Linked DNA regions of Homo sapiens: region 2 is linked to region 1. A link is a contact called in ENCODE Hi-C or POLR2A ChIA-PET data. All regions are on one chromosome and are shown on one strand. Each heading gives the region's core, a stretch centred on a gene start or an enhancer-like site at or near the end of the contact. The rest is flanking DNA. Distances are from core to core; before and after follow the strand shown.

Region 1 (5,649 bases), core at 1,635-4,134:
ATCGAGAAGGTAACTGAGGGACACGTGGATGAGCGAGGGCTAGTCGACGAGCATGTCCCAGCCCTGAGGGGCAGAGAGGAGGTGGCGTGTGGAAGAGGTACGGGCTTCCCAGGGTAGGGGCTGTGGAAGGGCTGGAACAGCCCAGCAGAGACTCAGAAGGAAATAAACGCCATTGAGAGTTTTCAATGTGGAAACTTGAGGCATAGGGAGAGGATAAAGAGACACCTGAGAAAACATGCTAGAAAGAGCCGTTCTCGTGTGGGACGGGCGAGGGGCCTTGCCCCACAGTCCCCACAGCTGCTCCTCTGAGGTGCGTAGGCCTCGGAACTCTAGATCAGGCGCAAGGAACAGGTAACACCCCAGGATGCTGCAAAACGTCCTGACGAATCTGCTCCGAAAACACGAAATGTTCGGTTTTGAAGCAGGGAGTGGTATGACCACCATGATCCCAGGCAGAGACAAAACCGTGTCTTCAATGATCAGGGAGCACATGTAAGTCGCCAACGCGGTGACATAAATCGCGTTCTCAGAGCCTCGCACCAGGACGCATGGCCTGGGAAGGCACGCAAAGAGTTAAAAGCAGAACCTTTCCAGGAAGGCCAGCCTAAAAAGCAAAAAGAAGGCTTCTCAATAAAAACACTGGGTTCCACAAATATGTAGTCCACCTGTCCTGGAAGTGCTACTGAGGGGAGCAAGTGGCACATAACATTCTAGTTGGAGAAGGAGAGAGAAAAACAGAGGCAGGAACAAACTCCTTCAGCAGCCTCTGTGGCCCATCGCCTCCTGTTCTCATGAGTTGAAGAGGCATATTGCAGCTTTTTCTCCCTGTGTCTGTGGGTCTCCTTTCCCTCTTGTCTGCATTATTAAGTGTGACTTCCTGTCACCATGCTGCCATCCCCTGCTGGAATCAGCGCAGTGGACACTGTGGCTGCCTCACTCCATCCCTGGCATCCCCGGAGCGGGTGAGGGTTCCCCTGCTGGCTGGCACCACTAGCACCCTTCCTTTAGCCAAGCCAGTCTGTGCCCTTATTGCGAGGAAAGTCCGCAGGGTTCTGGACCAACAGGAAGCCAAGACACCCACAAGGCTGTGTTTCCTATGGGAGGTACCCTGATGATGAGGTGGTCTTTATTTTTTTTTAAGATTTTTTTTTTTTTTTTTTTAAAGGAAAAAAAAAAAACTGTCACCCAATCTGAAGTCGAGTGGTGTGATCATGGCTCACTGAAGCCTTGACTTCCTGGGCTCAAGCAATCCTCCCACCTCAGCCCCTCGAGTAGCTGAGACTACAGGTGCATGCCACCACACCTGGCTAATTTTTTCTATTTTTTTGTAGGGACGGGGTCTCACCATGTTACAGCCCAGGCTGAACTTGTGGGCTCAAACAGTCCTCCCACTTTGGCCTCCCAAAGCGCTGGGATTATAGGCGTGAGCCTCTGAACCTGGTTTTGAGGTGATCTTCAAATGCACAACTGTCTGTGATTTGAGGAAGCGACTGGACTTTCCTAAAGTCTTAGAAACCTGCCCACTTCCTTAAAAATTTAACACATTACCACTTGTCAGAAAGTACTCTGAGCATGTCCTCATTATTAATTCTTCTGAACTTCATAGCAACCTTAGGAGACAAGTATTATTTTGGTGATATCATTATTATATCATCATAATTATAATTATTAATATTATAATGGAGATATTATTATCTCCATATTATCTCCATTTTACAGTGGAGGAAACTAAGTCACACAGAGGTTAATTAACATGTTCAAGGTCATGCTGCCAATACGTGGCAGAGCTGGGATTTAAACTCTAGCAGTTTGGTTTCAGAATTTGTGCTCTTATCTTCTATGCCAGCGGTCAGCAAACTTTGTCTCTAGTGGAGCAAGGTGGCTTTGCAGGCCATCAGTGTTAGCTGTAACTATTCAACTCTGCCATTGTAGCAGCCAGAGCTCCAGAGATTCCATGTAAATTAGTGGGTGAGATTGTGTTCCAATAAAACTTTACTTACACAAACAGGTGGGGTATGCTATACGTGAAACCTCACTTTGTAGACTGTGAAATGTGATCTCAAGTCCAGGATGACTGACTAAGGTTAGGCTTGTTTTATTTTGTGTTTTTAAAAGCAAGAATCTCAACAGATTCACTTTCTTAACATCTGATGCTGAAACCAATACATTACATTGATCACATTCAGTTTCTTGTGCATTTCAGCAATGAATATATCCAGCAAGGATATGCTAGGGCTCTTTTAAAAGGCGAAACTAATCACCCTGAACTTGAATTCTCAACTACAGGCAGGAGAATGCCTGAACCTGATAGATACAGGTAAGTCCATCATGCCTTTCCGAGGTGCAGGCCTGGTGCTGCCGCGAGCAAGATCAACCCTGGGACTTGAGCTAGGGCTGGAAACTGAGGTCTCTCCTGGAACGCACTGAGGCAGCACTGGAGCTGCAGGGCACCAGGCAGTGAGCAGCTCTGCACTCACGCGCATTCCCAATCCCAGGCTGCCGAAGACGAATACATGACCCAGCAGGCTAGGCTGTCTTCTGCATCCTGCTGATGTTGGGACCACCAAGGTCTCACTGTCACAGTTAATTTCCTCCCATCAAAACAGCTCAAAGGAATCCACTGGTTTCTGACCATTTATTCTATAAGGCAAGAAACACTTCAACACTTTTGTGAGGACACAATTAACATACTGTGCACGTTAAAAAGGGTGATTCCGAGTCCTATTTCTCACCACCCACACTAGCACCTGTGCCTCCACACACTAACCCTGGGGGCGGGGTGGCTGCTCCTGGATATGTTCTGTAGGAAGCTCGGCAGGAATCACTCAGAAGGGTGACTCATCGCCCCATCCTTTCCTGCCTGGCAAATTAGAGGATGTTCCACCCACGGGGCAGCCCTGGCTTCCTTAGCACAGCACAGTGAGCTAAGAAATGCAGAACTGTCTAGTCCAGAGAGGGCTGAACTGCGGGGAGCTCGGGACAGGAGAAAGCTCTGTTCCTCACACATCCTGGGACTCCTTAGGGGCAGAGGCAGCAAAGGAGCCTTGTGCTGCTTCTGCTGCACTCAGCCCCAAGCCCGTCCAGGAAGACCTGCACCCTGCTCGGGGTGCTGGGGGAGTCGCGGGAGTGTCAGAGCTGAGCTACAGGCTGAGAAGGAAGGAGCAAGTGCAGCACCCCTGGGCGCAACTCTCAGAACACAGAATCAGGAGGAGGAGCTCTCTCAGGAGAGAGTTGGCGTGCCAGAGGGAAACAGACGGATCAGCAGGTTGTTTCTACCCTGAACTCAGAGAGGCAAGAAGGTCTGTTAGGGGTCCCATGAGGCAGCTTGCAGAGGGCTCCGGGCCGCAGATGCTTCCCTCTCATGGGTAAAGCGCCTCTCTGGTGCTCTTTACCAGCAGCCTTGGCCAATGTCTATGCTAAACAGAAGCACCCAAAAGACTGGCAAACACATGCAGTCTTCTCTCTTTAGCTAAAGCAGAAAGCCACAGATTTCCGGTAACCGCTGCTCCCAGGCTCAGCCGGCATCCACGACTAGTCACAGACAGTCACAGCACCAGGAAGACCCATCGGAGGATCGGCCAGGTGCTGAGGGTGCAGGCAAACCCCTCCAGAGAGGCAGTGGACTGCAGCTCCTCTGGTGAGAGGTCTCTCCTCAGGGGAGACCCCAGGGGCATGACAGGGTGCCCCTGGCAAAGATCTGAACACGAGACTTTTAAAAAATCATCTTAATATTATATTCATTCAATCAGTCACCAAGTACTTATTGGCCACCTAATATGTGCCAGACATGGTTCTAGGAACTAACAAAATAGATAAAGAAAATAGAAACAAAATAGATAAAAACATCTCTACCTTAAGGGAGCATACACTTTATAAGGGGACAGAGACATACACAAAATAAACTATTAAAAGTACGTAGTATAGTGAAGACCGTAAGTACTCCAGAGAAAATATATCCAGAAGGGGATTGGAAGGCGGTGGGGGTTGCAATTTTAAATTCAGGAGGGTGAGAAAGGGCCTGAAGGAGTAGACGCGGGAGCCCTGAGGTTTTGGGAGAAAGTGCTCCTGGCAGGGAGAAGTTGCAAACCTGGTTAAGGCCCCAGTTCTCACACTCCAATCAGTTCATGATGCAAAACAAGGGGAGAGAGAGAAGGGGAGAGGAGGGAGGCAGGAAAACAGGCCAGGTGGCTGTTAATTGATTGCAAATGAGGAACTCATTTGATGGCCAATTCCTGAATCTTGCTCTGGCACCCAGCCCTGCGGGACAGGCGGGTGGGGGTCTGTACACAATATCAGGAAATTTCAGCTTCAAGAAATAAGACACCCGGCATTCCCCATGCTCCAGGGAACAGATCCAAAAGTAAAGGATGGGGAAGAATGAAACCGCTTTTGAGTTTATCTCCTGGCCATCTTGGAAGAGCTTCTGCTATGCTGGAAGGAAAAGCTGAGGAGTCTTTTTTAGATTTTGGGTGAAAGTCAACAGATACTACAGTAACTCCAAACACCTGGCTTTTTATATGGACTTAGACCATGAACTAATGCATGGCACAACCTTTATTCAACACACACTTGCTGGGGACTTCCACTGCACACACTGTGCAAGGTGCCAGACACAGATGAGTGACTTGCAGACCCTTACCAGAGGAATTGGTCCCTTAAGAGGGATCCTGCTTATTGATGAAACCCAGGGGGAGAAGACACACACCTCTTTAGGAGTGTGTGGGGAATGATGGTGTCCAGTTGTGTATCTGTGTATGTATTTGAATTATCTTTATCCACCCATCTCTCCATTTATTTGTTTATTCATCCATCCGTCATGTATCCATCCATCATTCATCCATCCATCCATCACTCCTCAATCTATCATCCCTCCCTTCCGTCTCTCCCTCCATCCATCCACCACACACCCATTGACCCACCATGCATCCATCCATCCACCCATGCAAACAGTGACTATCTTGTCTGTGCCAGGCCTGTGTGAGGTACTAGACATCTAACAATACAAGGGGGGACACCCCCTGCCCCCCATTCTTACAAAGTTCGTAAGGAAGATGGAATGTTTATTTAGAGTCATAATGTATCGAATATACATGACTAAGGAATAATCAACAGGATGAAAGTCTTGGATAATTCTGAGATATGCCAAGACAAGAAAAAAAAAAGAAGGAAGAGACGGAGAGAGATAGGCACAAGAGAAGAATTTTGCCCCTTTTCTTTAGTTTCGCAATAACATCTGAAATGCACACCAAAATTGAGGAAAAGGCAACATTCTTCTTTCTGCAACCCACAGAGTTGGGGAGACTTACCACACATTCCAGTGGGACAGACACTGGGCAGAAGACATTCCTTCCAGCATGTTCCCTCTAAGTATCTCACAGCTGCCCCAGAGTGGGAGCAAAGGAAATGCATGCCCGTGCTACATATATTTCATTACATGTTTTAAACTTTTAAACCATTTACTCCACTTAGATGAAATTCAATGTTTTGTAAGGGCCAGGGATGTTGACTTTTTCTGGTCAACATTCTCTCAATGCTAGTCAAACTGTCACCATGACTAGGGGTCCAAGAACCCATTGAAGAAAGTTGCAGTTTATCTGCACCTAAAGTTAAGAGGTTCTGCAGAGAGACTTTTGGAAACCATTCACATTC
Region 2 (5,415 bases), core at 303-2,802, 160 kb after region 1:
TGGGCAATATATTGTTTTGGAAAAAGGTATAAATCACTCTTTAAATATACCCTATTTAAGGCAAATGCAAGGACTCTCCCCATTAGATGACATCAGTGCTAGACAAGCCTAAAAGAGAATCTGAAATATGTTGACAGAGGGGCAGAAAGAAACTGCCTGTGCTCCTGCTATCCTATCCCTGAAGCTTGCACGCTAAGCCCCTGCCCTCATGGGTCTGCCAGCAGGGCTCCAGCGAGTGAGCCACACAAGGCATCATTTCCAACTTTTCCTCCAAAGACGCTGGGTTAAAATCTCCCACCTCAGTGCATGTGCCCTATCCTGAAAATATCATCTTCCAAATATATTACATTTATTAACCATTTATCTTCCTGTTCCTTATCAAACATAGCAAGGCTTCAGCCACCTAGATACGAACACCATAGCCACAATGGAGGGAATTCCAGACACCATGGGTTGTTGTAGAAAGACCACAGGCTTTGATTCCAGGACTGCCCGTTGCCCTGGCTGGGCCTGGCAGCAGCCAAGTGAGTGTGGCCTGGTGCCTACTCTGATCAGGGCACCACTCTGGTCCCACCCACGCCCCAGCTGTGGAGTATTGGCTGCCAACTGCATGAGGTATGGTATAGAAAAAAAATGAAAGGAAGTCAAAAACCCAGCACCCAGTCTGGTACACAGGAAGCATCCCCACATGTCTGTTCCTCTCCCCTCTTGCCAAAACAAAGCAACTTAGTCCTTCTCTCTGCCTGTGTTTCCCAGTCATAGATAAAACTGTGATGTCCACCTTACTCTTCGAAACAGTAAAATGGCCAGGGACATCCATGGCTACCTTCATGAACTCCACAACATCCTGGAGCCTCTGGTTGGGAGGCTCTGCCCTATGGCACAGCCCTGCTGTCCTGAAGCCACTGGGGCCACTGCACAGGCAAGGAAGGCTATGGGGACACTGTGGGAGCAGCCACCAAACCGCACTGCTGTGTGTTCTCTGAATCAAGGACTGAGCCCAGTGCTTTCCGCCACCAATGCCAGTCTCAGGACTCAGTGCCCACAGCCTGAACCCGACATCTGCTTTAAAGGGCATAAGAATTGGCCCACACCGGATTTCACATTCCTAATGAGAACATTCCAGATGAAGCAACAGCAAAAGAGCTGAGTCTGAACATCCAATTCCAAGGACGACGGCAGTGTTCCAGCCCCATCGCATGCCTTTGGTCAGGGGCCGACACTGAGCTCACAGCACACACCACAGGCAGGCTACCACAGTCCCTGGTCCCCCTAGACACTGCCCCTCCAGACAGCGGATTTCCCATCTTACATTCACTGTCTTTGCCGTGGGTCTCCTGCTCACATCCCACTGTCTAATGAGTCTCAGCAGGGGTCCATGAAAGGGCCAGACGGTAACCACTGCAGGCTGCGGGGTCTGTGTGGCCTTCCCCGCAGCCACCAGCTCTGCTGTTAGAGCTCTGTTGTTAGGCAGCCACAGACAATACATAGCCTGCAGGCAGTGTGCCAACCCCAGCCTTAAATCTGCCTGTGGGTAAGGCAGAGTCAACTGGAGAGGCAATGAAGAACTATGTCATTTATCCGAATTCTTCCAAACCAAGATAACCCGCCTTTATCTGAAACAGTCACACGATAGACAACCCAGGCAGGGACGGCTCGGTTGATAACGGGCAGAGCACAGGAAGGAGAGTCTGAGGAGAAAACGCAAGTGCAGGCTCAGGAGCCTCTCATCTCAATCCCAGGTTCTGAGCCAGACAATTCTTAAGGTTCTTTTCAACTTGATAATTACAGAATTCTAAGAACCATGACTCAGTCTGTGTTCGATTTCCATGAAGAAAAAAAGATTCCAAAGCCCTAGAAGTTACAAATTTTTAAAATTTGAGTTAAAAAAAGATGTTCATTTATTGAAACTTAAATAGATCAGAAAACATGAAGAAGAAAGTAAAATTTTCCCTTAAATCCCACCACCCAGGGATGACCAACACAGACTTTGGAAGTCTTACTGACATCTGCGTGAAGACAAGCGCAAGGTCATACATGACACTCAGTGTGTTCCCACAGCTACCAGTCACACAACAGTTATACCCACAGACAAGCAATTGCTTTGAACATGCACGTTTATTTTGGAAGAGAAATACTGGACTCAGCTAAGGCAGTGCTCTTCTACAATACTCACCAGTCGAGGCTTCGTGCTGGCACTGGGAAACTTAGACCACTTCCGTAACCCACATGCAGTTTGGTTTCTTAGCTAGGACAAAAAGTCCAGCATCCCTGCCAGAGCTCAACATGGGCAGACATGTGTCCCCATTTCTAAGACAAGGAAAATGAGAGCCCAGCAGTATCAGATCCCAAACAATTGCTTCCTGCTATGGGCTCCGGAGAGGTGATGCTGCTGATTCAAAACACCAGCCTGGGTGGCCAGGTGCAGCCCAATAATCCACACTGTTTGGAATAACAAGAGCTAGGACGGGACAAGCGGAGGGAGGTAAGAAAGGAAAATTACACCATTAAGGACTATTTTCACTGCAAACACCAAGAGGATAAAAGTTTGCTATCTCAATAAACGTATTTTAATGTTTTTAGGTTACAGTCACAGAAAAAGGAAGACCTCCAGGAGCAGGGAGAGGACGGCTGAGCTCCGTGCATGGTGAAGAGGGGTTTGACCGCTGGCTCGCGCATTTCCACGCTGTTTGCAAGGTCCTTGTCAGGAGAGAAACAGCACAGGCCACACGCAGCTGTTGCCCACAGATCCCTGTGGCGGCTGATACTTCAGACGCTGTGCTCAGAGGCCTGGCTGCCAGAGGACCCTGGTCTGAGAGCTAATGCACAGCTCACTCATCGGCATATTCCAGATGGCTCCGGGAGACCTGCTCCCCACCCGCTCTGCCCCAGGTCATTGCCTGGAACTGGGAAATGACGTGCATATCAAGTTTTCCCTCGTGCTCCAAACCAAGCAACCAAACAGGCCCTCATGGAGCCCACAGTGCTGGGCCCTGCCTTTTATTGGGAAACGGGCGACTCAGCTGAGAATCACGCTGAAAATAAACAAGCTCACCACAGCGAAAGGAGGGAGTCAAGGCTGGGCTCGGCACATGCATGCCCTTTATGGGAACACAGAATGGGAGTTTCAAAGTGAATCCATATAAAACACAAATAGAACATCTTCATTCCTGGATGACAGGCCAGCTTGGGGCAGGCAGCCACTCCCCGCTGCAAGTGAGCGTGGCCGGGATGCACGGCAGGGAGCCAGCCAGCGTGGGCACCAGGAGGGCAGCGCCAGGCGCAGGGGCTGGGCCTCTGGAAGGCATTAGCTGCACCGAACTCCCAAAGGCCCAGACTAAACAGCCCTGGAGCCCTGGATTCATTCCCGCACAGGAAATGTCTCAGAGGCAGCTCTGCACAGACCAGGGGCGGCGAGAAGGAAATAGCTCCCTGTGCTCCGTGTTCTAATGCACTTCCCTGGCCCGCCGCGGGCGAAGCCACAGCGCTGACCATACCCGCGAGCCCAGCAGCAGTGAGGGGTCGGGGTAGGGGGGCAAGCGTGGAGCAGGAGGGGAAGCATTTTTGTTAGGAAGAGTATTTCAAGTCAATATGCAGATAATTTTCTCCGAATATTCATAGTCACTAACAACAAATAGCCATCATTTTGTATAGAGATGACAAAAACTTTGAATTCTTAACAGGCTATAGATAAGAAATAGATATGACAAGGAAATAAAAGGACATTCAACTCTACATATATAACCAAAACAACCAAATACATGTAAGCAAATACAGCCATAATATGGTTATATTTGGTGATGTATGTACTTTATATACATAAATAAACCAAAAAATGTACATATATATAAAACAAAACAAAACCTGAATGATCTAGGTGCTGCAGATTACTGAGGAAGAGATAAGTCACACAGCAAGTGAGCTACATAAAACCAGGATGCCCATGAACCAAACCAGGACACAGACTCCCCCAGCCCCCAGCACCTGGCATGCAGGTGTGCCTCCCGGGCTTGGTTCCTGTGGGGAGCGCCCTGTGTGCCTCTGTGCCTCAGCACCCAGCCCGGTGTGGGCTACCTGCAGGCAACAGCTGCTTAGTGAGGTGATTTATCAGTCCTCTTTGAACAGAGGAAGGTGACGCAAGGTAGCTTACTGAGGGGAGAAAAGCGCCCTCTCTGTTCACAGGTAAACTATGCCCTGTGCACCTGGATGTCAGCTTCCTGAGAGAAACAGATGGGTCATCCGCACCCCTTGAGCCCCAGTGCCTGGCACATGGTCAATGCCCAACAAATATTTATTTAATTAACAAATAACAACCTCAGACTGTGGAGCAGGATGAACCCTTAGGAAATATTCTGTTTGACCAGGCACAGTGGCTCGCACCTGTAATCCCAGCGCTTTGGGTGGCCGAGGCGGGTGGATCACGAGGTTGAGGTCAGGAGATCGAGACCATCCTGGCCAACATAGTGAAACCCCATCTCTACTAAAAATACAAAAATTAGCCAGGCATGGTGGTGTGCGCCTGCAGTCCCAGCTACTCAGGAGGCTGAGGCAGGAGAATCACTTGAACCCGGGAGGCGGAGGTTGCAGTGAGCCGAGATTGTGCCACTGCACTCCAGCCTGGGCAACAGAACAAGATGTGGTCAAAAAAGAAAGAAAGAAAGGAAAGAGAGAGAGAGAGGAGAGAGAGAGAGGAGAGAAGAGAAGAGAAGAGAAGAGAAGAGAAGAGAAGAGAAGAGAAGAGAAGAGAAGAGAAGAGAAGAGAAAAGAAAAGAAGAGAAGAGAAGAGAAAAAAGAGAGAGAAAGAAAACATCTCGTTCATCTGCAGATAAGGAAACAAGAGCCGACGATGGTATTAGGGGTATGTAAAATTATAATCCTCTAAAACACCTTCATAGCCTAAGGAAACTTGTAGAGATTATAGTTTCTGGCAAAGTGTTTTGGCCAAAATGCCATGATTATCAAAACTATAACAGTTATGAGCCATATGAAGATAAAGGACTATTCAGGAAAATAGGATGTGATGTTTCTTTTGTTATCAAGTAAAACATTAAAGTCTCTTAAAGATTTAAAACTCATATACTTCTGCACTTCAATATAAAGCACCTGCCATGCATGCCAGGTGCCAGTGGGAGGGAGCATCTGTGTTCATGGAAGTTCTGGTTTTATATAGCCCACTTCCTATGTGACTTATCTTTTTCTGAGTAATCTATCAGCCTATTTGATTTTGGGGGGTCATGTGTGTGTGTGTGTGTGTATGGTTGTTTTATACATATGTATTTTGGTTATATATATAGATATATATAGAGAGAGAGATATAGCCAAACAATGAAAACAATTAAACACATGCTATGTTCAAATACATTGCCCAACCCTATTAAACTTATGGAGAGCTATCCTACTTGCTAAGCTCGGTCA

What was found. Hi-C counts contacts between places; a loop is a spot of excess contacts on that map. ChIA-PET counts read pairs that join two places held with the same protein, here RNA polymerase II (POLR2A). Pooled maps may share reads with other maps.
Region 2: a loop to region 1 is called in a map of endothelial cell of umbilical vein, with 2.4 times the contacts of the local background. The contact joins two enhancer-like sites. A Hi-C loop is called at or near these places in 8 of 168 maps with a recorded cell type or tissue (IMR-90, PC-3, ascending aorta and 5 more) and 14 of 50 pooled maps. POLR2A ChIA-PET finds 5 or more read pairs at or near these places in 4 of 52 experiments (A549, AG04450, BJ and 1 more).

Annotation. Positions count from the first base shown.
Region 1 is chr2:109,329,871-109,335,519 of GRCh38, reverse strand. The region is part of intron 1 of SH3RF3 (SH3 domain containing ring finger 3); the gene reads right to left. It also overlaps a transcript of RANBP2 not described here. Among named protein-coding and RNA genes, the nearest start is that of MIR4266, 19 kb to the right of the region's middle. Within about 2 kb of position 2,884, at least 13 of the 41 ENCODE cell types and tissues checked have a DNase peak (open chromatin) inside an H3K27ac peak, as active enhancers do; they include ascending aorta and endothelial cell of umbilical vein, where a contact is called at or near this core.
Region 2 is chr2:109,169,593-109,175,007 of GRCh38, reverse strand. The region is part of intron 1 of SH3RF3 (SH3 domain containing ring finger 3); the gene reads right to left. It also overlaps a transcript of RANBP2 not described here. Among named protein-coding and RNA genes, the nearest start is that of MIR4265, 31 kb to the right of the region's middle. Within about 2 kb of position 1,552, at least 22 of the 41 ENCODE cell types and tissues checked have a DNase peak (open chromatin) inside an H3K27ac peak, as active enhancers do; they include ascending aorta and endothelial cell of umbilical vein, where a contact is called at or near this core.